Linked DNA regions of Mus musculus: all the other regions are linked to region 1. The links are chromatin loops, found by intact Hi-C in ENCODE. Cell type or tissue: heart. All regions are shown on one strand.

Region 1 (5,000 bases):
ACGTCTTCTGAGCTGAGCCCATGCAAAGCAGACCTAACCCCACCCCACAGTGTGAGACAGCGCCAGGCTGAAAGCATTCAGCTCGGCCCATTCTGATGAACTGAATATTTATTGAATAAGGGGAGAGCTGTCCTGATATATTCTGTTTAATAGTTTGACCCACATGTGGGCACTGAGGATAGTTCCCTAGTAGGGTTTTTAACTTCTAAAGAAAAGAGAGACTACTGGCTCCCAGTGGTGGCTTGCTTGCCTAGCATGGAGGAAACCCTGCGTTCATCTCCAGCACAGCATAGAGAAAAGAGACTAGATTCGTCAGGGACAGACGGATCTCTGTGAGTTCAAGGCCAGCCTGGCCTACACAGCAAGTTCCTCAACAGCCAGGGCTTTGAGAATGCCAAAAGAGGGTGAGAACTCTGAATCCCTTTTCTCAGGCCAAACTACTGCCATCCTGTAGACGGGGGTGAGCCTAGAAGGCTCTGATAAAGTCGCCTACACAGGGGACCATGGCTTTGACTGCCAACCCGTGGGCTGGGCATACAACAAAGCTTTGTTTCTCAAGATTTCTGAGTCAATCCTTGATGGGACAGAGGGATCCTGGGAGAAGTGAAGTCTGCATTAGGCTCTCTCCCACACAGACACATCGCAGCGTCTCAGCATCACAGCCCAGCCTGTGCTCTCCCCTCCCTGGATTCCGTTTGGGAGATGTCGGAAACATCCCTGTGATGGTGTGCTTGTTAAGCAAAGGGTCTGCTAAGTCAGAGGCGTCTATAAATGGGGAATATTTAGGCGTGGCCTTGCCGGAGGAACACTGTCCACGAGGACTTTGAGGTCTCAAGAGCCACATTGTGTTCCCAGTCTCAGCTTGTGTGGTTCAGGATGTGAACCCCCAGCTCTTAGCTCCCATGTCTGTCACCTGCTGACTCTGCCATTATGCAACCTAACCCCCCAAAACCACAGCCCAGAGGGAAATGTCTAAAACTGCGTCGGTTGGGATGTTTTATCACAGTAGTAGAAAAGTAACAGACTTTGTTTGGGTTTGGTTTTTGGTTTTTGTCCTCGGTTTTTTTCAAGACTCAGTTTCTCTGCGTACCCTTGGCTGTCCTGAACTCACTCTGTAGACCAAGCTGGCCTTAAACTCACAAGAGATCCTCCTGCCTCTGCCTCCCAAGTGCTGGGATTAAAGACGTGTGCCAGCACTGCCTGCCAGTAACAGACATTTTTAATGACAAATATCCCTCAAAGGCTCAGATATTTGAACACTCGGTCCTCAGTTGTTGGTACTGTTTGGGGAGGGGCCGCAGGCCTTGCTAGAGGAAGTATGTCCCCAGGGGTGGGTGGATCTGAGAACACATAGCCTTGCTGGACTTCCAGGTCCCCCCATGCTTTGTGCTTGCTGTTGAAGATGTGCTATCTCAGTTCCTTTGCCACGGCCTTGGCCCACTGCTGTGGTGGCTTCTTATCCCTGCCACCTTGCCCCACTGCCATGACGGGTTCTTATCTCTCTGGAATCATAAGGCCAATTAAACCCTTCCTTCTGTAAGTTGCTTTGGGTCATGTCTTCTTTTCATAGCAACAGACAGTAACTGATAAATAACAATCCCTGAGTTTATTCTTATTGAAAATTATGGAAGTTGTCAGAACTAGAAAAGGGGTGCAGAGCCAACCAACTAACCATCCTTCATTTCAGCTCAGACTAAAGGACAAAGGCGTTCATTTCCATGGAGGGTTGCCCTGATTTTTCAATGTGCTAGATGCAAAGTAAACCTTTCAAGGAGAAACTGGAGACTGGATTTTACTCCAGCTCCTAGAAGCCTCTTCAACTGGGAGTTCAACCATAAACAATTATTTCTCTCCAAATAAATGCCACTGATCCTGATGAAAATAAAATCTAGCCCTAGCAGAGTTAGGGCAGTTCTCCCACCCGTCTGCCTGTAAAACACAGAGGAATCAAACGCTGTTTGTTAAATTTAACATTAAAAAAAAAAAAATACTTAGTCTGACTTTTTCCAGGAAGAATGTGGGGGCAGGTTTGGGAGAAGTAAAAACATCTTATGTGACCCACAAGAGGAAAAACTTGGAAGTTTGTTCTATGTAACAAACAACAGCGTCGATTTTCACCTGATAACCTTTCAAAAACTTAATTACTATCTCCGTGGAAGGACTAGATAAAAATTCACTCCGGAAGTAGTGAAACGGAAGTGTGGAAAGAAAAGGAAAAGGAAGCCACGGCAGTAGAGGACAGGGTGTCTATAGAGCCCAGATGGAGAGGAATCCTTTAGTCCTTTGTCCTCTTTGGTGGCAATCTGTTCCTGGACACTAGGTGGCGCCATTAAACTGATCTCCCCTTTGATTCCCAGTTCAAGATCGACTTGAGAACCGCCCCCAAAGTCTCTCCCAGTCGCTTTTGTTTACAGCTCCAACCATCCAGGAAAGATTTTGGAAACAATGCAGAGAGTGGCTGGGTGCCACTACGGTGAAGCTGCCCACACTTAACACTAATCACTCCATGCACGGAAATCTGCCCTTCCGAACCCAGAGGGTCCTCACCCATATCACTACTCTTCTCCTAACTGGGTGAGAGGTATTGATTTCTTGTCATTTATACCAGTTCCCTGATGTAAATATCCCAGGGTAGACTCCAACCTAACTACAGGAGCCAAGAGATGCAAAGAATTGTGAAGTATGCCCACAGACACACAATGAAATAACGTGAAGTGTACACGTGAATCGGAGGGGGCACTTGGGAGGCAGAGGCAGGAGGATCGGGAGCTGAAGGGACCAGACAGACAGACAGACAAGGACGACCGATAGGCAGACAATAGAGGGAGATAATTCGGACGTGTGAGTCATGGTGTTTTAAAATCAAACTCTACTTCATTTTGAAGTTTTTGTTGTTTCTGTTTGTTTTCAGGGCGTGGCCTGGAACCAGGTGGGTGCCAGACAAGCTTTACACCATTGAACCCCAACACCCCCAATTTTTAAGGTTATTTTTAATGATAGTTATATCTAGCCAATAGGAAAAAAAAACCCTCAAAAGTTTAACCACTGACTTTGAAAAACTCTTCCCCCCCCCAAAAAAAAAAAGTCTTCCACCTTCCAAAGTCTTATGTCTATGACCTCTGTGACCCTGTTAAGCTAAAGCCCCGAAGCCTGACGCACTGCCCATGGGGTATTATCACTATTAGTTATTACTACATTTTGTTGATTATGTTTGTGTGTGTGTGTGAGCCCTCCGTGGCACACAAGCAGAGGTCAGAGGACAACTTGCAGAGGTCAGCTCTCCCCTTCCCTGGGGGGGACCCAAACAGCAAACTCCAGGCATCAGGATTGGCAACAAGCATTATTTCCTACTTCACCATCTTCCTGCCCCAGATTTGTGCATTTCTTTTTTCTTTTCCTCTTTTTTTTTAACCTATTTGTTTCTATCCTTTTCTAGAAAACTTAGCAAGGCTCGTCAAACTCCCTGTCCTCCACCTCAGGTTGTAGGTGACAAATCTTTGTCTGGTGCTGGGGACTTGACAATTTTTTTTCTTTTTTTAAAGAAAGTATGTCATGTATTTATGCTGTCCTCAAGATCACTGTGTATCCAACGATGACCTTGAACTTTTCCTTTCCCTTGACCCCACCCCCAAATACTGGGGTTACGGGTGTGCACTATGGTGCTGTTTTATATCAACAGGCTAGAGTCACCTGAGAGGAGGGGACCGCTAAGGAAATGGCTCCATAAGATCTGGCTGTAGGCTGTAGGGATTTTCTTAATTAGTGATGTGGGAGGTCTGAACCCACCGTGTAAGAGTAACTTTTATCCACCTGATGTAGCTGTGGTCTCTGTGGCTGACTGCTTACCTGCCCAGGCCTGGAAGCCTCTAGCCTCCAGGCAACCTTATCTAGGCCTGGAATGTTTTCAGTCTCTGAGTCTTACTGCTGAATAAGATCACCCTTTTGAGTTCTTTCTGAGCTCTGGCTGGCTGGTTCAACTCAGCTGTTCTGGCTCAAACACCTCTCTGAGCTGACTGATTCAAACTGGCTTCTCTCTCTGTCTCTGACATTTTGCTCTGCTTGGCCTCAGATTAACCTTGGCAATCTGGTCTAGTCTTCTGGCTCCTCGTTCTCTGGCTCGCTCTGTCTTCACCCGTGTCTAGCTTTGTTCTCTCTCTGCAACCTGTCTCTTTATAACTGACCTGGTAAAACTGTCTCCTCCTCTGCCCTCTCTCCCTCCCCCTCTTCTCTCCATCACAGCTTCCCTTTCCTCTCTCCTCTCATGAGAGCTGGGCACATCCTGTTCTGTCAAATCATCTGATTGGCCACTTTGTCTGCCATTCAATTAGACAGCACTTTCAAAGTGGTGCTTCCTTCTACAAACTAACTTTACCTTCACTGTTTGGGATTAAAGGTGTGTCCTAAGAGTGTGTCTGAATTCCAGCCAAAGGAATTAAAGGTGTACACTAAGGGCTGAGCCACACCACACCAGAAACAGATATTTTCAGTAAATAACACAATCTTGGGATTCACTATGTGATCAAATATGTGACAACAATTGTGGGTGGTACATTCCTAGGCTGGTTGTCCTGGGCTCTAGAAGAAAGCAGACTGAGCAAGCCATGAGGAGCAAGCCAGTAAGCAGCATTCTTTGATGGCCTCTGCATCAGCTCCTGCCTCTAGATTCCTGCCCTGTTTGAGTTCCTGTCCTGACTTCCTTCGGTGATAGACTATGGTGTGGAGGTGTAAGCCAAATTAACCCTTTCCTCCCCAAGTAGTTTAGTCATGGTTTTTCATCACAGCAGTAGGAACCCTAAGATAGGGGCTGTGCAAAGTTTCTGTGGTGCTGATGGTCAAACCCAGGTTCTTGTGCGTGCTAAGCATGTGCCCACTGACTGAGCCCCATCTCTAGCCCCCTCCGTTCCATGCTAGATCCACCACTCAGTGAAGGCACACACATCACAATTAGCGATGGCACCTTTTTTAAACTTTTTCTTCTTCTTTTTTTTTTTTTTTTACAT
Region 2 (5,000 bases), 190 kb after region 1:
ATGGAAGAAACGTCTGGAAACCGTCTGGGAGGAGACCCCACTCTATTTTGCTCCAAGCAGCCTGTTTGACCTAAACTTTCAGGCAGGATTCTTAATGAAAAAGGAAGTTCAAGAGGAGCAGAAGAAGAACAAGTTTGGCCTCTCTGTGGGCCATCACCTGGGCAAGTCCATTCCAGCTGACAACCAGATCAAAGCTAGAAAATAAGGATTTTTTTCCTAACATATAGTTAGACGCAGCTTTCTTTTTCCCCAGCTTGTCTGACTTGCTTTCATTTTTTTCCTTTGCTCCACGAGGATGGGAAAAGGAGTAAGTTTGCTTCATGCTTTTTTTTTTTTTTTGATAGTTCTGCCATAACAACAAAATGAATGAAGTCAGATTAGGAGCCTCAGGGCAAGGTGCAGAAGCGAGCTGGAAATACTCTTCTAGGTCATTTATGCAATATTCGCCATTTTCTTCGGGCTAGTCCCAGTTAGATGGCATCCAGTCCTCCATCAAGATTCGTTGTCTATAATTACCTCTCTGTGGTTTAGGGCAGAAGGGAATTGCTCAAAGTAAACAATGGCCGAGGGACTAACTTGTTTAGCAGTTAGCAGTTAGCTAAAGCCTGTTTATGATACATCCTGGTTTCAATTACTGTGCAGTGACTGACATGGCGCCCAGGGGGTTGGCTCTCCAGCTCTTTTCTGTCTTGTACACAGCACACCCAGGTCCTGGGAAAGGAATTTTAAAACAGATCTCCGTCTCATTCTTTCTATTTCTTTTTTTTTTTAATCGAAATAAATGAATACATCACACATCAGATGGTGGCGCATGCCTTTAAGCCCTTTAATACTTAATAGCAATAGCCCCTTACTGACCTGGAGATGGCTCAGCAGCCAAGTGCACTTGTTGGCTCTTGCAGAAAACCTTCAGAAAGGCCAACCTCTTTTCTAACCCCAGTTCCGAGGGATCCAGTGCCCTCTTCTGGCTCCTGCAGCCACTGCATGCATAGATAAGTAAATATAAATAAATAAATAAATAAATAAGTAGATATAAATAAATAAATAATAAAGCGGTGTACATATAAAAATAATCCTAAGTGCCACAATGAAAACCGGTAGCCTTCTACCAAAGAAAAACAACTTGACATATACAAATGTCTGGAAGGTTTGTCTGCAATATTGTGAAATCAATGACATTCCTTTTTTATTTTTAAAGATCAGTTGATCAGTTTTATTTTTTAATTGTGTGTGTGTGTGAGCGCGCACACACGCGCATGCCTGAGGGTTTGTGAATATGTGTGTACAAGTGCCCACAGACTCCAGAAGAGCACCTTCTAGCACCCAAAGCTGGAGTTACATGTGGCTGTGAGCCACTCGAAGTGGATGCTGGGGAGCCAAACTCAGGTCCTCTGCAAAGAGCAGCAACTGCTCCTAGCTATGAAACCATCTTTCCAGTCCTGATAATTACATTCCATTTAAGGAAATGTGTGGATATCATGTAGGCCTTATTATTATTATTATTATTAATTATTATTATTATTTTGGTTTTTCAAGACAGGGTTTCTCTGTATAGTCCTGGCAGTCCTGGAACTCACTTCGTAGACCAGGTTGGCCTCAAACTCAGAAATCTGCCTGCCTCTGCCTCCTGAGTGCTGGGATTAAAGGCATGCGCCACCATGTCTGGCTGGCCTTATTATTTATAGTAAATAATTTTAAATGTGTGTGTGTGCATGTGTGTGTGCATGTTGGTGTCTAACGGATAGTCTTACAACTGTGAACCAAGTACCCTACTGTTGAACTACTCTCTCAGTTCCTGATTTTGGCATAAAATTGCATTTTATTTAGGTGTGTATGCATACGTGAGCATGGCGCGCCTGTGGAGACTAGAAGGTAGAATCACATCTCCTGGCTGGAGTTACAGGCAATTATAAGCCCCTGTTGTAAGTGCTCAGAACTGAACTCCACTTGGACTGTCCTGCTAGGACAGCAAGGGCTTTTATGTTGAGCCACCTCTCTCTAGCCACTCAATTTAAATCTCAAATGCACTCGAGGCATGTTGGTGGCACATGGCTATCATCCCATCACTCAGGAGATGGAAGGCAGGAAGGTCAGAAATTTAAGGTCACCCTGAGCTACGTAGTGAGTTTGAGACCATCTTGGGCTACATGAGAAACAAATAAACCTTGAAGTATATCTCTTTCTACCCTGAGTGAAGTTAAAGATGACAATAGTGCGCCCTCTTGTGGCAAATGGGAAGTATACAAAACTAGGTGGCCAGAAAATTTGTAGACCTGACAATACTGGATGCTTTGGAATTCATTTTAGCAAATCAACTCATTTCTGGCACCAGGCAGATTAAGTCAGGGTTATCTACAGGAGCAGAACTTATAGAATGAATCTAGATGGATGGATGGGTGGATAGATAGATAGATAGATAGATAGATAGAAAGGGGATATATTAGATTGATTTATAGGCTGTGGTCCAGTTCTCCAACAATAACTATCTTCCAACAGATGATCCAAGAATCCAGTTGAATTTTTGTCCATGACATTAGATGTTGTTAGTCCCATGGGTTGAGAATAAGACCTCTGCCACAATCTTCCAGCCAAATTTGAAGCAAGCTTTAATTAAATACTGACAAGGAGGATGGACTCTGGCCAGGTCTATTCCAGGGTTTCCATGAAATGGCCACGAGTCACACTTGGCAGAGGCTTAAGACGACAACCCCATAATGGCATGGTATTTTCCATTACGTGTGATCAAGCTCACTTGTTTAGGGGAGTGAAAACACGTGGCTTGTTATCTCTCAGAAACAACAGCGTCCAGCATTGCAGGAAATGTCTGTTCCTGAGTAAAAGGCTTACAGGTTAGACGCATTTTTGTTTCATGGATCTCTTAGGAACAGTAAATTAAAATGTAATGTTGGCTCTCACAGGGTCTCAGCATTCCAAAGAAGTAGGCTATCTTGCCAGTGGAGGAATGGATTTGCCAGTGACAGTGAAGGTCGTTAGGTAGAGAGAGCAACCTTCCTTCTTCTGTGTCCTTTATATAGACTGCCAGCAGAAGGTGTGGCCTAGATTCCCACCTCAAAAGATCTGGATTAAAAGTGGGTCTTCCCATTTTAAATGATTTAATTTTTTTTAATTAAAAAAATCCCTCACAGGTGTGCCCAATCACTTGAGTTTTAGCCAATTTCAGATGCCACACAGGCTAAAGGAGAATCTCCTGGGAGACCACTTTAGAGATTCAGTAACAAATGATGACCAGGAGTAGGTAGCCTGAGCTAGCCCAGTAGGGCTGCTTCATATTGAAGCACCTATCCCTGGTACCTACGTGGTGAGAGGAGGGGAATGACTCCTGAAAGCTATGTTCTGACCACACATGTGCCATGGCGTATGTGCTTGAGAGAATGCACACACACACACACACACACACACACACACACACACACACACACACGTGCAAACACACAGATAAATAATGTAAGGAGATGTTTTAAGAGCACTAGGAAAGAAAGTGGTGTAGGAATTATAGCACACAGTGAGAATGTGAGCAATAGATGCCTGAGTGGGCGTGGGGGCCGTGCTCACTCTGACATATCCAACAAACCCGCCACTCTTCCAATGCTAGGCACACAGCAACATGCACATACCCTTGCAGAAGTGTATTCATGGGGAAAATGGCAGTTACAGACAGCTATGCTGGGCATGGAAAAATGCCAGGAAGAGAAAAGATTAAAGGGACAGCCTTGGCACTGAGGGAGCTGGTTTGTACAGACTGGTCAAGACTGACTATTTAGTCCATGCTTGTCAGAGAGTCTAAGTGAGACTGGTTATCAGGAGGATGAACACTTCAGGCACTGGGATGCCTTTAAAGAAGTTCAAGGAAGGGGAAACTAGGGAGCCAGGCTAAAGCAAAGAAACTGGGAGAGTGCCAGGTCAGACACTCACTGAGGTCAGAACAGATGGGGCTGTGGAGTCACCACTGCTCTAAGGAAAGACCCTGGAGGTTTTGAGCAGAGGTGTGCTAAGGCTTGTTTGAAGAGGGGAATTCTGGTGGACATGTGAGCCATCAAATGCAAGAGAAGAGGATGGGTTTGGCCCTTTCAGGATGCTCTTACAACAGTAAAGGGAGCAGGTGTGTTTGGCCAGATCAAAGGTTAGGCTCAACAGGATTTGGTGACGAATCAGAAGTAGGTGGAGTCCAAAAACTGCAAAGGTTCATTGGCCCGTGCAATTGGAAGGGCAGAGATTCCATTTGCTGCAGTGAAGAAAGATCTGGAAGGAGCATGTGGGATGGGGATGGGCAGCGGTGGGACTAGCATCTGGCTTCCCTCACATCATGTTTGACGTGTCTGCTAAGTCAGCTGAGTTGACACGCAAAGAGGAGGATCTCGGCAACACGTGTAGGATGTAAGGAATTTACTAGTTAGTGCTATACACGTAATCTCCTACAGAGATGGGTGTGAAGTAGTGCAACTGGGGGAGATCTGGAGTTGTTAGGAGACCCGCTGACTGTTTGCTCTCTAAGGCTCTTCAATACTTGAGGGCAGGGTGAGTTTGAAAAGAGGTTTGCACAAAAACCAGCCCTCCCTCAAGTTTCTTCTAGAGTCAAATTTGAGTGACTATGGAATAAGGGTATCTCAAACTCCCTGTTCCAACACACTTTCATCAAGTTATAACGTTTTTGTGGTAACAGAACAACGTTATAGAGCAAGGAATCTTAAAAAATTCACTGGTGGGACACAAGAGGTGGGTTGCAGCCAGGCAGAGAAATCTCAACTATAGGCCTCCAATGCTGTTGTAGCCCTTAGGTTGGTGGATAATAGGGTTAATACACTCCAAATGTTGTTGTTTTAAAATCTGTGTGCCAGTTAGTTTTTTTTTTTTTTGTCAACCTGACACAAGCTAGAGTCATCTGGGAAGAGGGAATTCAGTTGAGGAATTTCATCCTTCAGGCTGCCCTCTAGGGAAAGTTCGTGGGGATGGTGAGCATTTTGCATAATGACTGGTGTGAG
Region 3 (5,000 bases), 460 kb after region 1:
ATACATGGTATACACTCAGACAAACACATGTATATACTCAGAAACAAAAACAAACCTCTTTCTCTCTCTTTTTTTTAATGAGTACAGTGTATAATGAAATTCATGTTGGACCAGCATGAGATCCCAAAGAACAGACCACAGCAATGGTGGGTGTACACGTATCCCAGATGTTTCTTAGGCGTGCCTTGATTATCTCATCCTGGGGACCATTCTGGGTGCTTAGGGCTCCCTCCCAGAGAGGGAGGTGACCTTGGAAACTGGGGCTCCTTTGCAGAGTCACTCCTTCCTGAAGACATCCCAGGAGAATCAAATTATAGATACAGGGCTGGCTGTGGTCTTATACACCTATGTCCCTAGCACTCAGTAAGCCGAGGCAGGATGGTCAGAAGTTCAAGGCCTGCCTAGGTATAGAGAGTTCAAGCCCCCCGGCCCTCTCCTCCCTGTCCAGATAGCTTAGTGATATCTCAAGAAAAAAATAGAAAATATAAATAAAAAGAGCTGGGGATGTAGTTTAATAATAGAGCCTCGCATGTAATAGACCCTGAGTTTTGTTCCTAGTACCAGTTCATACACACACATACACATGCACACACACACAAACACTTGCACATACAAACATACACACCCATACACCCATACATGTGCACATACATGCACATACATACATACATACATACACACATTCACACACACTTGCACACAAAAACATACACATACATGCACATATATACACACAGAAGAGATAGTATTGGGATTTTTTTTTAGCCACCTGTAAAAACAACATTGCTGTTGAAGCATGAAGGAAGCTGGAGAAGTACAAACGCCATGTGTATGTAAAGACATGTAGTGCATAATGCACATGCTTATACAGAAAGTGTTTCCTAGCTGGGCGTGGTGGCGCACGCCTTTAATCCCAGCACTCGGGAGGCAGAGGCAGGCAGATTTCTGAGTTCGAGGCCAGCCTGGTCTACAGAGTGAGTTCCAGGACAGCCAGGGCTAGACAGAGAAACCCTGTCTTGGGGAAAGAAAGAAAGAAAGAAAGAAAGAAAGAAAGAAAGAAAGAAAGAAAGAAAGAAAGAAAGAAAGAAAGATGGAAGGAAGGAAGGAAGGAAGAAAGAAAGAAAGAAAGAAAGAAAGAAAGAAAGAAAGAAAGAAAGAAAGAAAGAAAGAAAGAAAGAAAGAGGGTTTGGCAGCAAGGCTCAGGTTCCTGCTAGAGTGACCAGAGCTCCATCTACCCTCTCAGCCCCTCCCACAGAGGAGAACAGAGCGGCAAGAACAAATAGCTGTGGTTACATTTTAACTTGTGTTTATTTCTCTACAAGTGCTTGTGCTGTTTAATTTGGCCAGTCCACTCAAGATCCTTTTGTAAGTCTGGGTGTGGCTCCTGAACACTAGATCCACGACCTTTGCACACATGCTAAACATTTATAGATTGGAAGGGCTCTTTTTCTCCATCAGTGATCTGAGTAAGTGCCAATCTCCCCACCCCACCCCACCCCACTCCACCCCCAAAAATTAGTATTCTAAAGATAAACTGCCAATAAGTCATCCTGGTCAGCTGAGGGCTGTCTAACAGATAATTTGATAATCCAATTAATTTCAGAGGGCACTGGGGCTTGTTCCTTCCTGATGCTGATTTGGATTTGTAAAGGTTTTCTGGGTTTGCTTTTGTTTTTCATTAAGTAGGATTATCACTATGTTGTACTGGCTGGCCTGGAACTTACTGTTAGACCAGACTAACCTCGAACTCATAGAGAAATCTGATGCCCTCTGAACACAGCAAGGTGTGTGCACCACACCCAGCTAAAGTCTTACTTTATTTATTTGTTTGTTTGTTTGGGGTTTTAGAGACATGATTTTTCTGTGTAGCCCTGGCTGTCCTGGAACTTGCTCTGTAGACCAAGCTGGCCTGGAACTCTGCCTGCCTCTGCCTTTTGTACTGAAATTAAAGGTGTGTGCCACCACGTCCAGCTTAAAATGGGTTTGGTTTGATATGTTGTCCTTTGTTTTCTTAACAGATGCAGAAAGAGCTCTTTAAAGTGATTTCAGCAAATCTATAGACTTAATTTATCAGATGGGAAAACTGAGCTTCAGGGCAAACACAGGTTTTCAGGATCAATAAAAGAACCTGGAACATGTTTTATTTAACAATTCCTCCGGCATCTAAAGCTTTCTGTGGTGATTGTCTTTCGTTTCCCTTATGATCTGCTGGATGGTATTTGGGCCTGGAACTGGAAACCCGTGGACGCCAAGCCGCAGGTTAGTGCTGATGTCAGGGATATTTGAGAATCATTGCTGCCCCCTGCTGTAAGGAAAACAGTTCACAGGTTCCGGAGAGGTATTGAATTTTCCTCAAGGTTTACGTGTATATGTAAGTATACGTGTATGTTTTGTTTTAGACAAAGTCTCTTGTGACTCTGAACGGCCACTAGCCTCAAACTCACTCGAAGCCAAGGATTGCTTTTCACGTCTGGTTCTTCTGCCTCCATCTCTATAGGGTGGGATTACAGGGCTATACTGCCTTGCCTGGGTTCTCTGGTTCTGATGATGGATGTACTTTAGGTAAATTTTCTGCCAACTGAGCTACGTCCTTAGCTTGTCCTGGCTCTTTTTTTCTTTTTTCTTTTCTTTCTTTTTTCTTCCTTTTTGCTTGTTTGGTTTTTTGTTTGTTTGTTTTGTTTTGTTTGATACAGGGTTTCTCCGTGTAACCCTTACTCACTCTGTAGACCAGGCTGGCCTTGAACTCAAAGAGATCTGCCGAAATCTGGGATTAAAGACATGTACCACCACCCCCAGCCATAAAAAAGTAGCAATTTCTGAGGCTTTTTTTTTTTTTTTTTTTTTTTGAGACAGGGTTTTTCTGTGTAACCCTGGCTATCCTGGAACTCACTCTGTAGACCAGGCTGGCCTTGAACTCACTGAGGCTAAATTTTTAACACCATGGAAAGATATAAAGGCACAAGAAACTCTTCCCTGTATCTGTTCCACTTTCCTCTGCTAATTATCATTAATAGTCCTTTCTTTTCTTTGTGTGTGTGAATGTGAGCTGTAAGTGCCTGTGTATGCAGGAATGCACACACTCTTGCGCACGTGAACACACACACATTTTTTAGAAAGTTTTCCTATGTAGCTCTGGATTGCCTCAAACTCACCCATCCTCGCGCCACATCCTCCACGTACCAACATTACAGGCACCGGTTCCCACACCTGACTTAATTTAATCTTTTTAATGAAGAATGGGTCCAGGTGTTTAGTAATACTACCATTTCCAAACCTGCTGGGACATCGAGATCAGAATGTCCCAGGGAGTTTCACTGGAAATCCACAGCTGCCTTCTGTGAACTCCATTCTCATCCCCCAGTCAGGGAAGGAAACTGGAATCTCGACACTGAAGGGCGCGTCCACGGTGCCGGTGTACAGACCACTGTGCGAACAGCCATCCACCCTCCCGTTTCTTGCTACAGGGGCAGCTCCTGTTTCCTGATTTCCTGTTACTCACGGGTTATTCACCAGAGCCTTATCAGGGTGTCTGCACAGCACCAAGACCCTGTGCCTTTCTTCCAGACCCGGGGAGGTATGGTGTGGTGTGAATTTCGACACAGCCAAGGCGGTGTTGCTGGGGGTTAGTTGGTTAGTGTGGGTGTTGGCAGCCAGCTGGGGCTCGGGTAGGGAGCCTGTGTGTGGGTGAAACTCAGGAATCCTGTGGCACTACAGTTACAGAAAAAAATTTAAAGGCCCAGCCCAGGCCTTTACGAAGTACAGCTGAGTCTGACAAACCCAGAACCAGCCCCAGCTCTCAGATCTTCTGGGGCGAGGGGTTGGGAGGGGGCGGGATACAGTTCCCTGTGGGCCCTTCTAAATCAGATAAGACATAATGCAGATGAAACGCGGGTGGGAAACGCACGGTAGACAGCAGATTACAGTCATAAAAAGAGATGACAGATTTCATCGTCACTCATGACCCACCCAAATGTCACGTCCTCTGGGCTCTTTCCCTGGCATTTCCTGCCCCAAGTGGATGTTCTTTCCATTGTACTCCCCGACACTTGAAATCGAACAACAAAAGGAAAAAAAAAATACTACTACTGCTGCCTGAGGTTTCCTGGGTCAGAATATCTAGCTGCTTTCCTGTTTGATCTCCCACCAGTCCAGGGGTCCCAGGGAGTTAAAGGCCCACGGGCTGTTTAGTCACGTGGTCTTCACTTTTCTTTCTTTCTTTTTTTTTTTTTTTTCTTACATACTCAATTAGCTTTCTAATTTCTGTAGCCCTAGAAACAGACCTATACCCGGGCCTCTTGATCCGTAACAAAAGTAGCACTTCAGAAATGAGGGGTTTTGCTTTTGGTTTTCTATGTTTATGATTTTTACAGTGAGTTGGTATGTATCACATGTGTGCAGGTATCCATGGAGACCAGAAAGTATCATATTGTCTGAAACTGGATTTGCTGGCAGTTGTGAGGCACCGTGTGGATGCTGGGAACTGAACCCACCGTTCAAGAACAGTGTGCGTTCTTAAACTCTGAGCCGTGGGTCTGTTAGCCCCGGAAGGGGATTTTCTTAAAGAAGGTCAATGAATCCGATACTCATAGAAAAATAAAATGCACCTGAGCCCTGTTGTTCGCCATTCTCAAACATCAGAGTTAGATTCGATAAAAGGTTACACATGGGGCTGAGGCTGTAGCACCGCTGGTTGAATGCTTGGGTTCCAGACCACCACCGCAGAAAACCAATGTGGTGATGCCTGCCTGTGATCCCACCCATGAGGACTTGACACAGGAGGATCAGGAACTCTGACACTGTCCTTGGCTACAAGCAAGGCCACTTTGAGCCTTTCCTTTGAGGCAGAGGCAGACAGATCTCTGACTTCAGCCTGACAATATGTTGAGTTTCTGGCCAAGCATGGCCACATCTTGAGTCATGAGGATGGGGTAGGTGAGGGAGAGAGAGACAGTTCAGATGGTAAAAGCACCTTTCGCACAAGCCTGCCGATCTGACTTTCC
Region 4 (5,000 bases), 170 kb after region 1:
CGTTTGCACCTCTGGAAATGGCGTCAGCTTCTTGAAGCTCTGTCCATCTGTCTTTTTAAGTTTTTCGAGACAGGGTTTCTCTGTGTAGCCCTGGCTGTCCTGGCACTCACTTTGTAGACCAGGCTGGTCTTGAACTCAGAAATCCATCTGCCTCCCGAGTGCTGGGATTAAAGGCGTGCACCACCACGCCCGGCTTGTCCATCTGTCTTTAGCTCAGTGTATAGACACTCCCTTCAGTTTTTCATCTGTCAACCGAGGGAAGCATGGTTGGGAGATACTTGTCTTGTTGACACACAGTGGGCAGGACAGTCCTGTGTGACTGCATGAGGATCTGTGTGAGCTGGCATCCCTGGTCTAACAGTCTTTCCTCTTAATTGCAGTACTCACTACCCACTCCAAAAGGGGGCAAATACGCCATCAACCCCCATCTGACCGAGGATCAGCGCTTCCCCCAGCTGCGACTCTCCCAGAAGGCCAGGCAGAAGACCGACGTGTTCGCCCCTGACTACATAGCCGGGGTTTCTCCCTTTGCAGAGAATGACATCTCCAGCCGCTCGGCCATCCTGCAAGTCCGGGACGGCATGTTGGGAGCCGGGAGGAGACGCTTAAATCCCAATGCCTCCAGAAAGAAGTTTGTAAAGAAAAGGTGACATTGCAAGCCCTGCATGCAAAGCAGACTGCAGCTAGTTAAGAGGAGGCTGCAGTATCATCCCTAGTATCTGCTCTGCAAACCATCTAGACAGAAGCAGTAGGCCTGGCTTTCTCAACTGCCTGAGGCTGTTGCGCAGCATTGCTGCCTCATGTGACTGCCGTGCCTGTGAATACGCAGAACCAGGACTCCACCCCACCGTGGAAAGGGAGCTTGAAGCAGAAAAGAGGGCGCCTCGGAGCCAATGTTGAGCCTTGAAGTTCAAAGGAAGAAGTAGCCAAATCTTTTTCTAATAAACTCAATGTTCAGCTCCTCTGTGTTTAAGTTCTCGTATCCTTGGTGGACACGGACACTAAGAATCAACTATGTAGTTGATTTTTTTTTGCCAGAAATTATAAGTATTCTACAATAAATCTTTAAATTTGTAAATTTTTTTTGTTTTATTTGGGAAAAAAATTGCATCATGCAGGGAAGTCAGTACAGTGAATGCCTGCTGCAGCTGCAGCCTTGCATCTGAGGGCCGACTGTACACGACTCATCTGACTCACGGAAGTATGTGTCTCCTGGAGAAAGGATGGCCATCTCTATCACTGCAGTACCTTAATCAAATTCAGGGCAAGTCCTATTAAATACACCCTCAGCCCTGGGAAGCAGCCGGGGTGGCTCACTTACATCAGCTGCTGTCTTTACAGCCACCTAGTACTCCACCATGCAGAGTCACCAAGCACAGCCACTTTGTACTCCACCATTCAGAGTCACCAAGCCAAGCACCTAACCATGCTACAGTAGCTCGGCACAGGTGCTCTCTCGGGCTTACAGGACTTGGCCAGGTCATCACTAGATAGACTAGATTTCGGCTTCATCTGTGTCTGCTTCTAAACAGTGGCTGTACTTGTTGGGACCCTGAGATGAATGCTGAGCACTGGCTGTCCTGGAACTCACTCTCTAAACCACACTGGCTTCAAACTCTGAGATCCTGTCTCTGCCTCCTGAGTGCTGGGACCAAAGGTATGCACCACCACACCTGGCTTTAAAACATTTCCTTAACAATATTTTAATTGGCTGGACAGTAGTGGTGCACACTTTCAATCACGGCTCTCGGGAGAGAGAGGTGAGCCATGTCTAGTTCTAGGGACAGCCAGTGCTCTGTAGAGAGACCCTGTCTCAAAAGCGATCCCCTCCAAAAAAATTTTTTTAAAGTCAAATATACCTGGGTTGCAGAGGAAAAATTGGAATTTCTTAAATACAAGGTAGATAAGGATTTGCCTGCTTTTAAAAGATGATGTGGGAAGAATGGGGAAAGATAGTGACCACTGCCACCTGCAGTTCACTTGTGGAGTTGCAGCAAAGTTCAACTCCTTTAAGGGTTGAAGTCCTTCCAGGCAAGGTCCTGGTTTTTCAGTGAGGGTCAAAGGCAGGGCGCTCCACCTACCTCACTTTCCTGTCTCGGGTCTTGTTTCCCAGAATGAAAGGTAGAAGCTGAAGAGCCATGAATTTGAGCGTTTGACATGAGTGCTGGCATACAGTTCTCCAGTGCTTACCAGTGACAGGCCTACTCCACAGAAGAGCAGGGAAGCACTAGTGTCAGCTTGCAGGAGGGACATGGCACAGAGACAAGGCTCCCGCACACAGGACGTGTAAGATCACAGAGCACCGTCCCAATGGGCAGTGAGGTGAACGCCTGGAGCAAGGCTTTCACTCTGGACTTGTGAAAATCTCTGTTTTTCTTTCTGATCTTTTTGTCTATGTCTCAAGTTGTATTGCTGGTAAATGTTGTTATGGTTTGGTTGAAAAATATCCCTCAGAGCCTGCTGTGTTTGAACCCTCGATCCCCAGCTAGTTTGAGAGACAGGGTCCTGCGGGAAGGAATGAGTTGCTGGAGCGACGGTTCTTGAGCTCTCTGGCCTTGTTGAACCTCCTTCTGAGTCTCTGCCTTCTGGACCACTGAGATGTGAGCAGGCAGCTACTGCAGAGCCAGCAGCCACCGTGCCTTCCCTATGACAATGGCTGTGTCCCCTCAAACCATGAGCCAATATAACCCTCCTCCCTCGAATTGTTTCTTTCCTGGCATTTGGTTGCAGTAAGGAGAAAAGTAATATAAGACTCCTGCGAATTAATGAACTGTTTCTCCTATAGAGAGAAGCCTAGACTCTGAGAAGCCAACAGCGCCCGCCCGCATTCGTCTCTTGTCCGTCTGTTCAAGTACGACCTTCATTTAAATGTACTTGGTGCTGGGGCTGTATCACGGCCTCCTGCGTGCTAAGCTGTGTTTTTTCACTGAGGCTCTTCAACCCAAGGTAAATTTCACTTCTGTGGTTTGCCCATCTACGGCACAACACTGTAATGGCTTACTATAGACTCCCAGAGCTTTAAGCCTCAGAAGAGACAAGAGTTTAGCAAGAGAATGGAGCTAGATAGGGTCCTAAGTATGAATTCAAGTCCCTGGATCAGTGTAACTCTAGGAAGAAGATCTCTGAAACAAGCCAGGCGGTAGTGGCATACACCTTTAATCCCCACACTTTGGAGGCAGAGACAGCAGGCAGATCTCTTGTGGGTTCAATACCAGGTTGGTCTTCAGACTAAGTCAGGGATACATAGAGAAACCCTGTCTTGAAAAACAACAAAAAAGAACTCTGAGGCTCAGCTTTTCTCCTGCCGAACAGGAGTCTCATACTTCACAGTACTGCTGTGAGGTTTGGGATTTTAGGACAGCGGTCCTGCAAGCTGAGAAATACTAACCTGCCGAATGTGCTGGGGTATGTACACCTTTAATCCCAGTGCTAAGGAGGCAGAAACAGGCAGATCTCTGGTTTCTAGGCCTTGTCTGGTCTTCATATGTAAGTTTCAGGTAGCCAGGGCTACATAGTGAGACGCTGTCTCAGAAGAAACGAAACTACTAAACAAACATTAATGAACATCGCTGTATTGTAAAGGTTCACTTCCTGCCAAAGGATTAGAGCCACCTTATTTCATGTGTAAAATGCAGACCAAGCTCCTGGACCGTGTTCTCTCCTTGTTTGAGCCTTGGCTTTGCCACAGAATGCCTGTCTTACTTTATGATTTCCTTAGTAATTAATTCATGAGGGATAACTGAGCCTGGTGACACAGGCGGGTAGTCCCAGCTCATGGGGGCTGAGGCTGAAGACAGGTGCAGGCCTGTCTGGTCAACAGTTCCAGCCAGGCTAGAGGTGAGAGCTCAACAAACGGTTATTGTTTGGGGGTTTTTGTTTTGTTCTCTCTCTCTCTCTTTTTTTTTTAAATTTATTTATTTTATATATAGAAGCACACTGTCGCTGTCTTCAGACACACCAGAAGAGGGCATCAGATCCCATTACAGATGGTTGTGAGCCACCATGTGGTTGCTGGGAATTGAACTCAGGACCTCTGGAAGAGCAGCCAGTGCTCTTAACCGCTGAACCATCTCTCCAGCTCTTGTTTTGTTTTTCAAGACAGGGTTTCTCTGTGACTCTGGCTGTCCTGGAACTTGTTCTGTAGATCAGGCTGACCTCAAACACGCAAAGATCTGTCTACCTCTTCCTCTGCCTCCTGAGTGCTGGGACTAAAGATGTGCACCACCACCACCACCACCACCGGGCTCAAAAAGCTTTTTTTTTTTTAAAAAAGGCTAGGGTTTTACCTCAGTGGTAAGAGCACTTGCTAAGTTCACATGAGGCCCTGAAATACGGGGTTCAGTACTGCAAAAATAAGTAAAAGTAAGTCTATAAAAGCTAGCCAAGTGTGTGGTGCATGCCTGTGACCCCAGCATGAGGGAGATGGGGGCAAAGATCGGGGGCAGGTGAGATGGCTTGATGGGTGAACAGAGGGTGGCCAAGTCTGATAGCCTGAGTTTGGCCCCTGAGATGCTCATGGCTGAAGGAGAGAAACAGCTCCCTTAAGTTGGTCTCTGACTTCCACTCATGCACTATGGAAGGAAATATGGAGTGTGTGTGTGTGTGTGTGTGTGTGTGTTTAATTTAAAGAGAAACCAGGACTTTGAAGCCAGACTTGAGAATAGCATGGGGAGGGGAACTAGAAAGGCTATTCAATAGTAAAGTGTTTGCTTTATATGTTCAAGGCTCTAGGTTCATTCCTTACAAGAATGAATGAATGAATGACCAAAAGAGAAAGAAAGAAAGAGAGAAAGAGAAGAAAGAAGAAAGAGAAAGAAAGAGAGAGAGAGAGAGAGAGAGAGAGGAAGGAAGGAAGGAAGGAAGGAAGGAAGGAAGGAAGGAAGGAAGGAAGAAAGAAAAATGGGTGACTTGCTTGGGAAGGTTGGGGCAGGAGGTCAGCCTAGGCTACACAAGATTGAGCTATGTAAGACCATATCTCAAAAAAAAAAAAAAAAAAAAAA
Region 5 (5,000 bases), 120 kb after region 1:
TTTCCCTTTGAAAAGATTTTTTTTTTTTTTTTTTTTTTTTGGTTTGGTTTGGTTTGGTTTGTCCTCTTTTAAAAAAAAAAATTAAAACTTTTGAAAACTGACATGGTGATAGCTCGTGCCTGAGGAATGACACCCAAGGTTGACCACTGACCAAAATATCATGTGCACACAAACACATACGTACAAAATGAATGTTTTTGAACAAGAAATAAAAAGGGGTATAAACTAAACAAAGAAGCAAAAAAAGCATGTGTGTACAAGAGTCTGAACTATGAAGGGAGAAAGATCGCTCCCAACCCAAAAGCACATGAGATAGCAAAGTGCTTTGCTCACTGGCCTGTTCCCCAGTCCCCCAAATCAACTTTTAAATGACTGTCACAAAGTCCGCTGCACGGCTCTGCTAACTTTTTACACTGCTGAGATGACGGCTTATAGTCCTTTGCTCTGGGACAGTCAGCACAAGCGGGGCTCCTCAGAGCAGCTGAGCCTCCTTTAAGGTTTGGGAGCGTCGTCTTCGGGGTTCTGGACACCCTCGGGGACTCCCTGCACTGCCTCTGAGCATCTCCATTTGGCCACACTGCAAAGTGCAGTGCTGCTTCCTCACTTTTGGCAAACCATTTTTTTAGAAATAAAATCAATCACTAAGTCTCAATCAAGAGTTACCGCGGACGCTGCAAGGCACACATCATATGGAGCCCCCAACTCATGAAGCGGGAATATCCTGTCTCCCTGACTGTACCCAGGAGGAAACAAGGCTGGGATGGGGACATACGCCTGCAATCCCAGCAGCTGAGGAAGAACAGGAGTGCTGCAGGTTCAAGGCTGGCCTGGTCTACACAAGGCGTTTCAGGCCGGACAGAGCTAGTCACAAAAATCGAAACAAAAAAGCCAGGCAAAGTCCCTCATGCCTGTAATCCCACTGACTGGAGAGACTGGAATAAATGAATCATCTGACTACAGAGTGAGTTCTAGGTCAGGCTGGCCAGAGTGTATGGGGGAGGGAGGCTCACGCCAATTATATAGAGGGAGCTCTGCCCCAGCACGTGCCCCAGCAACCTGACTCCATCCCAGCTGTATACTATTCCTGGGCTCTGCTTATTTGTTCTGCGGCTCTTCTTCATGTAGCAATAAGGCTGAACACACTCTATGGTGGTCAGCCACTGTAGCCTGTTCTGTTTACAGCCCTCATGTGTGTCTGTCTGTGGGTCTGCCTGTCTGCCTGTCTGTCTGTCTCTGTCTCTGTCTCTGCTCTCGTTTTGGTTTAGTCTGGTTTCTTTCCTGGTTGTAAATAGCAGCACCTCACTGTTACAGCACAGGCTGACTTGAACCTACTACTCAGCCATAAATGGCCTCTGTCTCCCTGGCACTGAGATTACAGACATACGTCACTATTCCTAGCACACAGCAGCACTTGTCATAGTCATTTATCACCAACAGACTGGTACAAATCCATGGAGCGTAAAGACAACAAACACCATCTTCCATGGGACACCTATCCCATAGCATTCATGACCCATAGTGGGAAAGGCAGGTCTATCAGAGGGAACACATCTACATGTCCACCCTGTGCCCAAGGCAGAGGCTATAACTGGTGTTCCTCACCCCCAGTAACAAGCCTAACCTCCCCTGCAGTCCCTTCTATTGAGGAAGTAAAGCCCCTTCCCAGATCCTTTGGGGAGGTGACAAGTCCTACAAAGGTCTACAACTTGACAAACAACAGTCACCCCCTGGGTTCTATGAAGCAGTAACTACTCCAAAACCCAAAAGCTACAGTAGGGAGAAATCAAGAAACAAAACAAAAAACATTTAGGGCTAACAAGCAACAGGGATGGGGCTGAGAATAGAGGTTTGTCACAGACATGAGACCTAAGTGGAAAATGTACCGCTTTGCACGTACATCAAGGCTAGCTGACGCCATCTTGTGGTGAGACAGGAGCACTGCATACCTTAACTTTTAAAAACAGGAACATGTTTCATTCAGTCCTAGAAAATCTCCCTAAAATCAACAAGTTCCTGCCAGGCCTGGAGGCATACACCTTTAGTTCTGGAACACAGGAGGCAGAGCCATGTGGATTTCTGTGAGTTCAAAGCCAGTCTAGTCTACACAGTGAATTTCAGGCTACCTCGGCAGGACTACACTGTGAGACCCTGCAGATGGCTCAGGGGTTATGAACATATCACTCTCACAAAGGACCTGAATCCAGACCCCAGCACCCACAAAGCAGCTCACAGCCATCTGTAGTTCCAGTTCCAGGGAACTGATGCTGTCTTCCAGTCTCCACAGGTGCCATTCATGCATGTAGTAAACATACAGATATGCAGGAAAACACGCATACCTATAAAATACAAAGAAATCTTGGGGAGGGGCTGGAGAGATGCCTTGGCGGTTAAGAGCACTGACTGCTCTTCCAAAGGTCCTGAGTTCAAATCCCAGCAACCACATGATGGCTCGCAACCATCCATAATAAGATCTGACGCCCTCTTCTGGGGTGTCTGAGGACAGCTGCAGTGTACTTACATATAATAAATAAATAAAATCTTTAAAAAAAAAAAAAAAAAAGAAAGAAATCTTGGGGAGAAAATGAAATTCAATTTCTTTACTTCACAGCTGGGCCATCTAAGTTCAGGGAGCCAAATTAACTTCCCTGCAATCAAAGTTAGTGAAAAGCAGGTCTGAGGCAGGAACCAACTCTCCCCAAGTCAATGCTCTCAGCTCTCTCCAGACAGGCTTTTCCTCTTGTCCTGATTTGGTTTTAGATCGGGCTTTTGTACTCTAGCTTCTTCCCTGGTTTGGTTTGGTTTAGTTTGGTTGGTTTGGTTTGGTTGGTTTGGTTTGGTTGGTTTGGTTTGGTTGGTTTAGTTTGGTTGGTTTGGTTTGGTTTAGTTTGGTTGGTTTGTTTGGTTGGTTTGGTTTGGTTTGGTTTGGTTGGTTTGGTTTGGTTGGTTTGGTTTGGTTTGGTTGGTTTGGTTGGTTTGGTTTGGTTGGTTTGGTTTGGTTTGGTTTGGTTTGGTTGGTTTGGTTTGGTTTGGTTTGGTTGGTTTGGTTTGGTTTGGTTGGTTTGGTTTGGTTGGTTTGGTTTGGTTGGTTTGGTTTGGTTGGTTTGGTTTGGTTGGTTTAGTTTGGTTGGTTTGGTTTGGTTGGTTTGGTTTGGTTGGTTTGGTTTGGTTGGTTTGGTTTGGTTGGTTTGTTGGTTGGTACAGTTTGGTGTGAGACAGGGTATCACATATCCCAAGCTGGCCTCCAACTGTCTATGTAGCTAAGGATGACTTTGAACTTCTAATCCTCCTCCATCTCTGGAGTTCTGGGATGATGGGCACACACCACAACACCCGTTTATTCAGGAGCACTGAGCCCAGTCCTATTCGTGCATGCTAGGCAAACTCTAACAACTAAGCTACATTCCCCAAGTCAAACTGGCAAAACTCTGAGGCCTTAGGCTCATTCCCCAAGTACCTTTAATAGAAGTACGCAGATGTTGAGCAATGACAACCTTAAAGAAAAGAACAAACTGGGGGAGACAGATGTGAGGAACTTAGTGGGGAAGGCCTCACTGAAGGGTGACAAAATGTGTAAAGAACAAAGCAAGCTAAAAGCATTTCACTCAGATGGCCAGGGCAATGGCCCAGAGTCAGCGTGTGGGGAGGCCAGAACGGCTCAGGACACGAATGCAGAGGGAAGAGGACATGCATGAGAAAACAGTGCTCATCAGCGTTGACGCTGAAATGCAGAGATGCGGCTTACACTTTAACAAGACTGCTGGGTGCTGTGCAACCACAGCACCAGGAAAGAAGACAAAGGGCAGAATCAGAAAGGCAGGTCTAGGACCTTACTCCAGAACTGAGTGCTGCGGCCAGGGCGGACAACAGGACTGGGGAGGAGTGCTAAATACCAGGCGCTGGCTTCACTGCCAGGCCAACATGAGCGATGAGAAGAAGGCAGAAGCACGGTAACAGACCTGGACACTTTCTGTGAATACTGGGAGTTCCAGGAAAGGTCTAGGCTACAGACACCAATCTGAGAGTGACCTTTTACTGAAGGCATTTAAAGCTATGAGGCTGGATGCGATCACCTAGAGCATTAATGTACAGAGGGGGAGCCCTGGGCACAAAGGAATCAACCATCTCTGAGCATTTTAGCCAAAAGGTCTACTTTCCCCACAGCCCCGTTATTTGCTTTCTTTTCCAAGAACTCTAGTTATAGAGTGATAATCTTCTGAGACAAATGCTACATTCCTGAATTGTTTCAGAACACCTGACTCTCCAGACAGATGTGCCTCAAATACTTCAGGCAATGACGCTCACCTTTCAGGGTAAGCTGGGACTTCTCAAAAGGCAGGGCCACTCCTGCCCGGCTGGAGCTGGCAGATGCCATGTCATCACAATGGAACTGCAAAGGAAGCAGAGTGGCAGGGTTAGTCAGCGGCTGAGGAGGAAACTGAAGAGCCCAACCCAAAGAGCTGGGGAAATGGCTCAGTGCTTAAGAACGCTTGTGATCCTTGCAGAGGACCTGGGTTCAACTCCCAGCACCCACACAGCACTTCTCAACCATCTGTAACTCCAGTTCTAAGGAGCCTGATGCCTTCTTCTCAGCTCCAAGGGCATCAGGCATGCATATGGAATGCAGACATAGATGCAGACAAAATACTCACACACATAAAATTAAATAAATAAATATTAAAAATAAATAAATTTTAAAATTTAAAAGGAGCCGGGCGTGGTGGCTCATGCCTTTAATCCCAGCACTAGGGAGGCAGAGGCAGGTGGATTTCTGAGTTTGAGGCCATCCTGGTCTACAAAGTGAGTTCCAGGACAGCCAGAGCTATACAGAGAAACCCTGTCTCAAAAAACAAAAAACAAAACAAAAAAAAAAAAAATGTAAAAGGAGACCTCAATCCCAGGACAGGTATGGTGATCCATGCCTGCAATCTGTATGACAGCACAAGTTTATAATCCCAGGGCTTGAAAGGTGGAGGCCGTAGACGGGCAAGGTCATTCTCAGC
Region 6 (5,000 bases), 470 kb after region 1:
GGGGTTAGACCAAAGGGCTTACCCATCCTCTGCTTGGTAAACAGCTATGGCTTGGTCCTCTGTTGTTGTTTTTCCAGACAGGGTTTCTCTCTGTAGCCCTGACTGTCCTGGAATTCGCTCTGTAGACCAGGCTGGCCTTGAACTCAGAGATCCACCTTCCTCTGCCTCCTGAGTGCTGGGATTAAAGTACTGCTGCCCAGCATCTCATTTATTTATTTGGCTTTTAAAAGAAGTTTTATTTACTCATTAATTTATCTGTATGTGTGGATGTCTGAATGTGTACGATGTGCACAAAGCCAGAGGAGGCCAGAGAGGTTATTGGACATTTGTACAGATGTAGGTATTAGAAAATGAGCATAAATCCTCTGAACGAACATGCTACACTCAGAGAGCCATCTCTCCAACTCCACTGTTTTGTTTTTTTGTTTGTTTTGTCTTCTTGATGCAGTTTTACTGTGTGTGCCTGGCCAGCCTAAAACCGATGTACAGACCAGGCTATGACAGTTAGGACTCCCAAGTGCTGGAATTACAGGCATGTGGTGTCATATCCTCCTCCCAGTCCCCACTTCTCTCTCTCCTTCCCTTCTACCTTCCCCACCCCTCTGTGTGTGTGTGTATGTGTGTGTGTGTGTATGTGTGTGTGTATGTGTATGTATGTGTGTGTGTATGTGTGTGTGTGTGTGTGTGTGTGTGTATGTATGTGTGTGTGTGTGTGTATGTGTGTGTGTGTATGTGTGTGTGTGTGTGTGTGTGTGTGTGTGTGTGTGTGTGTAAAGTCCGAGGAGAGGAAAGATCTCAAGTAGCTTCTCTCCTCTTTGAGATCCAGAAATTGACTTGCTGCCATCAGAGCTGCCCACACACACACACACACACACACACACACCCTGAGCCATCTTGCTGTCCTTCCCTCTCCTTTTTTGTTAGTGTTGATGTTTGATTTTTTACTTTTATTTTGACAGAAAGTCTTACTAAGTTGCCCAGGCTCAAGATGAACCAGCTCTGTAGCCAAACAGGCCTAGAACTTGAGATCCTCCTGCCTCGGCCTCAGCTGAGGTTACAGGCAGGCGCCAGTAGCCCATGATCCAGAGATATTTTATATATTAAATATTTCTATTGCTCTATTCTTTTTCCTTTATATACTGAGCATTAAATAACTGTTGGGTAGTTAGGTAGGTAGGTAGTTAGTTAGTTTGACAGGGATGCCGTTTTTTAAAATCACAGAATAAGATTCCTAAATATGGTCCACACCATAATTTAATTTTTCTAAATTATAAGTGATTCCCCGATGAAAAACCCTCAAACTGTGGTGCCCATTTATGATCCTTCCTCCAGGAATAATTTCTAAAATTGGAATTTGTATAGCTAATGATGGCTTGTTCCTTTCTGAGTTTGTATCTTTAAAGGTTGTATGGATTGCTGCTCCCACCATCAATAGCGCTGCTGAAGGCGCCTTCCCTGACAATGGATATTACTAACTTTTAAAACTGTGCTGGGGCCAGGTTACCACGCCACACCTCTAATCCCAGCCCTTGAGAAGCAGAGGCAAGCAGGACTCTGTGAGTTCAAATACAACCTCCTCTACATAGAGAGTCCCAGGCCAGCCGGCCTATATAGTGAGATCCTGTCTCCAAAACAAAAACAACAACAAAAAATAAAGTAAAGTAAAAGAAAGACTCCTATGCCAACCTCAGGCTTACCCACACGATGTGCACACATGGCACATACATATCTGCACATACACAAATACACATACACATATTTACATTCACATGTCGGCAAAGCCAAAAACAAGCATTGTTGATTGCTCATTGTTGAATTCAGTAGTATTTGCAGGCATTATTTCATGTTCACATCCTACTTAAAGCTGTATACGTTGTCTGTTTGGTAGACTGGCCTCTCAAGTAGACAGGGGAAATTTTTGACTCCCAAAACTTAAATTTTTACCCAAGTCAGTAAGTAAAGCAGAGGTCTAAGGCCTGCCTGTTCTTCACCCAGCGATGGTGGCCTTTCCCCTACACCACTCTGCCCCCTGCTGGAGAACACTGGAGCTCATGAAGCAACCGAATTCCACAAAGCAGTTCCCTAGACTTTTCTGGGTATTTGTGGGAGATTGTTGCAGGACGTTTGATCACCCTGTTAACCTCCAGATTGTGTTGTTTGCTGGAAAAAAAAAACTATTTCTAGTTGTGTGTGCCTCAGCCCTCATCACACATCTTTAATCCCAAACAACGAAGGTAAAATTAGTTTGTAGAAAGAAGCACTCATGTTTCAAAGTGAGGTCTGAGTGGCAGAGAATACGAGAAGATTTTACAGAATAGCACACGCTGAACTCTCTGGAGAAGAGAGGAAAGGGAAGCTACTTAAGAGAGACAGGGCAGAGAAAAAGGGAGAAGGCAGTTTTACTGAGACAGTGGTACAGAGACAGTTTGCAGAGAGAGAACAAGCTAGACATAGGTGAAGACAGAACGAGCCAGAGAATGAGAAGAAATCAGAAGATTAGAACAGAGTGAGTGCCAAAGCCAGATTGAATCAGTCAGCTTGGAGAGGGGCTTTGAACAGAACAACTGAGTTGAACCAGCCAGGCAGAGCTCATAAAGAATTAGAAAGAGCTGCACGGTGGTGGCGCACGCCTTTAATCCCAGCACTTGGGAGGCAGAGGCAGGCGGATTTCTGAGTTCGAGGCGAGCCTGGTCTACAAAGTGAGTTCCAGGACAGCCAGGATTATACAGAGAAACCCTGTCTCAAAAAAACAAACAAACAAACAAAAAAGAATTAGAAAGAGTGAGTTCCAGGACAACCAGGGCTACACAGAGAAACCTTGTCTCTGGACAAAAAAAAAAAAAAAAAAGAATTAGAAAGAGTGAAATTATTCAGCAGCAGATCCCAGAGGCTGAAAATATTCTAGGCCTAGATACAACTAGGCCTAGATATGACTGTACGGAAGCTAGAAGAGTCTAGGGCTAGGCTTAGGGTAGCGGACTGAGGTAGTAAGCCGCAGAGACGACAATTATAACAGGCCATAAAAAAATCACTTTTACAGTAGCTAGAGGACATTGGTTCAGCCATGTGACACTGGGACTTTTAAAAAGTTAGAACAGCTCCAGGTGCTCTGGAATATCAGCACTCGGCAATGAAAGCATGGGAACTCAGGGGTTTGAGGCTAGCCTGGGCTAGATTCTAGGTTTAATATAGAAACACCCACAATTTAAAAAGGTGTCAGAAGTTTGGTTGGTTGGCTGAAGCGTTTATCAAAAGGTGGCCTCCTGAAAAGGAGTTGAAGATGCCGGATATTTTTTGGCTTAGTGTTGATGGAGGGATTTTTTTTTCCTGGCTCAGGGAAATGGCAGTTCTAGAGTGGGTACGCTGTGTAAAGCCTAATCCTTCAAAATGAGAAGGCCCAGAAGATATGTCCTTCACGAATCCAATAAGACACAAACTGGTGAGATGAGGCACCAGCACATTTTGCAGAGTTTTGTTGTTGTCTTTTTCCTTGTGCCAGACCTTAGGGTTGGAGATGCTGCCGCTCAATTGGATGAATTAAATGCAATGGGTTTAATTGGGCCCCAAGGTAGCAGAGGCCAGGTGGCAGCATTGAATTGCCAGAGGCAAGGTGATCTAAAGTGGTTATTATAATGGGAAAAGGATATGAAGAGTCCCATGTAAATACTCATCAGAAGGTGACTTCAGCTGAGGAGGGGTTCAATAACCAAGTGGATAAGATGACCCGTTCTGTGGACAGTCAGCAAGATTCGCCCAGGCCTCGGGCCTCTGGGTGAAGCGGGACGAGGGAAGTTTGACTGTGCACAGGCTGTGAGAAGCCTCAAGACCCTGCTCCAGGGGTGGGGAAGTCCAGTCTTAGGTCCCCTCAGGCCTGTCAGAATTGGCTCAGGGTCCCTGGGCCTGCGCAGAGGCCGAGGACAATAGGTTCTCAGGCTCTCAGACATCCCAGATGCTGCTGTATGCCTCGGAAGAGCTGAGAAAGGAGCGTGGGCATGTGTCCGGAGCCTAGTGTCTGGGAGGATGCAGCAAACTTCCTTTCATCCCTTGAAGATTAATCTGCTGGATCTCCGGGGTTAAAACCGAGCTCGACCAGAAAACAGGCTGCCTTTCACAGTCCCACACTCAGCCATCCCTGAACAAGGTAGCCATGGTGGCCAAGATGGAGGTTATGCTTGGGCTCAGCAACACGGACTACCACTCACCAAGGCTGACCTGGCTACAGCTGCTGCTGAATGCCAGATCTGCCAACAGCAAAGACCAACACTGAGCCCCAGATATGGCACCATTCCTCCAGGTGACCAGCCAACAACCTGGTGGCAGTTTGCCTGCATCGGACCACTTCCTCCAAGGAAAGGACAACATTTTGTTCTTACTGGAGTAGATACCTATTTTGGTTCTGGGTCTGCCTTTCCTGCACAAAATGTTTCTGCCAAAACCACCATCTATGGACTTACAGAATGCCTTGTCTACCATCATGGTATTCCACACGGTATTGCTTCTGACCAATGAATCATGTCACTGCCAGAGAAGTGCGACAGTGGGCCCACAATCATGGAATCCACTGGTCTTGCCATGTTCCTCAGCATCCTGAAGCAGCTGGCCTGATAGAAAAATAGAATGGTCTTTTGAAGACAGTTACAGTGCCAATTAGGTAGCAGGAACCTGGAGGGCTGTGACAGAATTCTCCAAAAGGCAGAATATGCTTTGAATCAAAGTCCAATATATGGTACAATTTCTCCCATAGTTAGAATGCATGGGTCTAGGGATCAAGGAGTGGAAAAGTGAATAGCTCCACTCACTATCACTCCTAGTGACCCACTAGGAGAGTTCTTGCTGCCTGTTCCTGCAACCTTGAGTTCTGCAGGCCTGGAAGTTTTAGTTCCAGAGGGAGGAGTGCTCCTGCCAGGAGCCACAACAAACATTCTGTTGAAGTGGAAGCTCAGACTTCTCCCTGGTCATTTTGGGCTTGTAACGCTCTTAAACCAACAGGGTAAGAAAGG

Evidence for each region. A loop is a pair of places that touch in the nucleus more often than their neighbours do. Peaks named below come from ENCODE experiments on the same cell type or tissue, not always from the same donor. Only the 100,000 strongest peaks of a DNase experiment are listed, where the experiment ranks them.
Region 2: a loop joins it to region 1, with 4 times the contacts of the local background. A loop is called at or near these places in 12 of 42 quality-filtered maps.
Region 3: it touches region 1 in a loop (2.9-fold over the local background); 7 of 42 quality-filtered maps call a loop at or near these places.
Region 4: a loop joins it to region 1, with 3 times the contacts of the local background. A loop is called at or near these places in 4 of 42 quality-filtered maps.
Region 5: a loop joins it to region 1, with 6 times the contacts of the local background. A loop is called at or near these places in 41 of 42 quality-filtered maps.
Region 6: a loop joins it to region 1, with 2.7 times the contacts of the local background. A loop is called at or near these places in 9 of 42 quality-filtered maps.

The regions. Positions count from the first base shown.
Region 1 is chr8:107,574,256-107,579,255 of GRCm38, reverse strand. No RefSeq gene overlaps it. Among named protein-coding and RNA genes, the nearest start is that of Psmd7, 12 kb to the left of the region's middle. In heart, a CTCF peak has its summit at 2,311 (motif pointing right); a DNase peak (open chromatin) is centred at 2,325; H3K4me3 peaks cover 381 bases; H3K27ac peaks cover 510 bases.
Region 2 is chr8:107,384,024-107,389,023 of GRCm38, reverse strand. Nqo1 (NAD(P)H dehydrogenase, quinone 1) reads left to right here. Exons shown (of 6, transcript NM_008706.5): 6 at 1-799. The coding sequence ends at 205. Among named protein-coding and RNA genes, the nearest start is that of Nqo1, 17 kb to the left of the region's middle. In heart, CTCF peaks have their summits at 960 (motif pointing left) and 2,237 (motif pointing left); a DNase peak (open chromatin) is centred at 2,703.
Region 3 is chr8:107,113,509-107,118,508 of GRCm38, reverse strand. No RefSeq gene overlaps it. Among named protein-coding and RNA genes, the nearest start is that of Gm39240, 8.1 kb to the left of the region's middle. In heart, a CTCF peak has its summit at 2,312 (motif pointing left); DNase peaks (open chromatin) are centred at 2,268 and 3,878; H3K4me3 peaks cover 675 bases; H3K27ac peaks cover 966 bases.
Region 4 is chr8:107,408,564-107,413,563 of GRCm38, reverse strand. It overlaps Nob1 (NIN1/RPN12 binding protein 1 homolog), which reads left to right. Exons shown (of 9, transcript NM_026277.3): 9 at 381-1,075. The coding sequence ends at 650. Among named protein-coding and RNA genes, the nearest start is that of Nqo1, 7.9 kb to the right of the region's middle. In heart, a CTCF peak has its summit at 1,978 (motif pointing left); no DNase peak of the experiment used is centred here.
Region 5 is chr8:107,452,366-107,457,365 of GRCm38, reverse strand. Wwp2 (WW domain containing E3 ubiquitin protein ligase 2) reads right to left here. Exons shown (of 24, transcript NM_025830.4): 2 at 4,303-4,387. The coding sequence starts at 4,372. Among named protein-coding and RNA genes, the nearest start is that of Gm39241, 5.6 kb to the right of the region's middle. In heart, a CTCF peak has its summit at 1,921 (motif pointing left); no DNase peak of the experiment used is centred here.
Region 6 is chr8:107,101,768-107,106,767 of GRCm38, reverse strand. No RefSeq gene overlaps it. Among named protein-coding and RNA genes, the nearest start is that of Terf2, 7.7 kb to the right of the region's middle. In heart, a CTCF peak has its summit at 2,045 (motif pointing left); no DNase peak of the experiment used is centred here.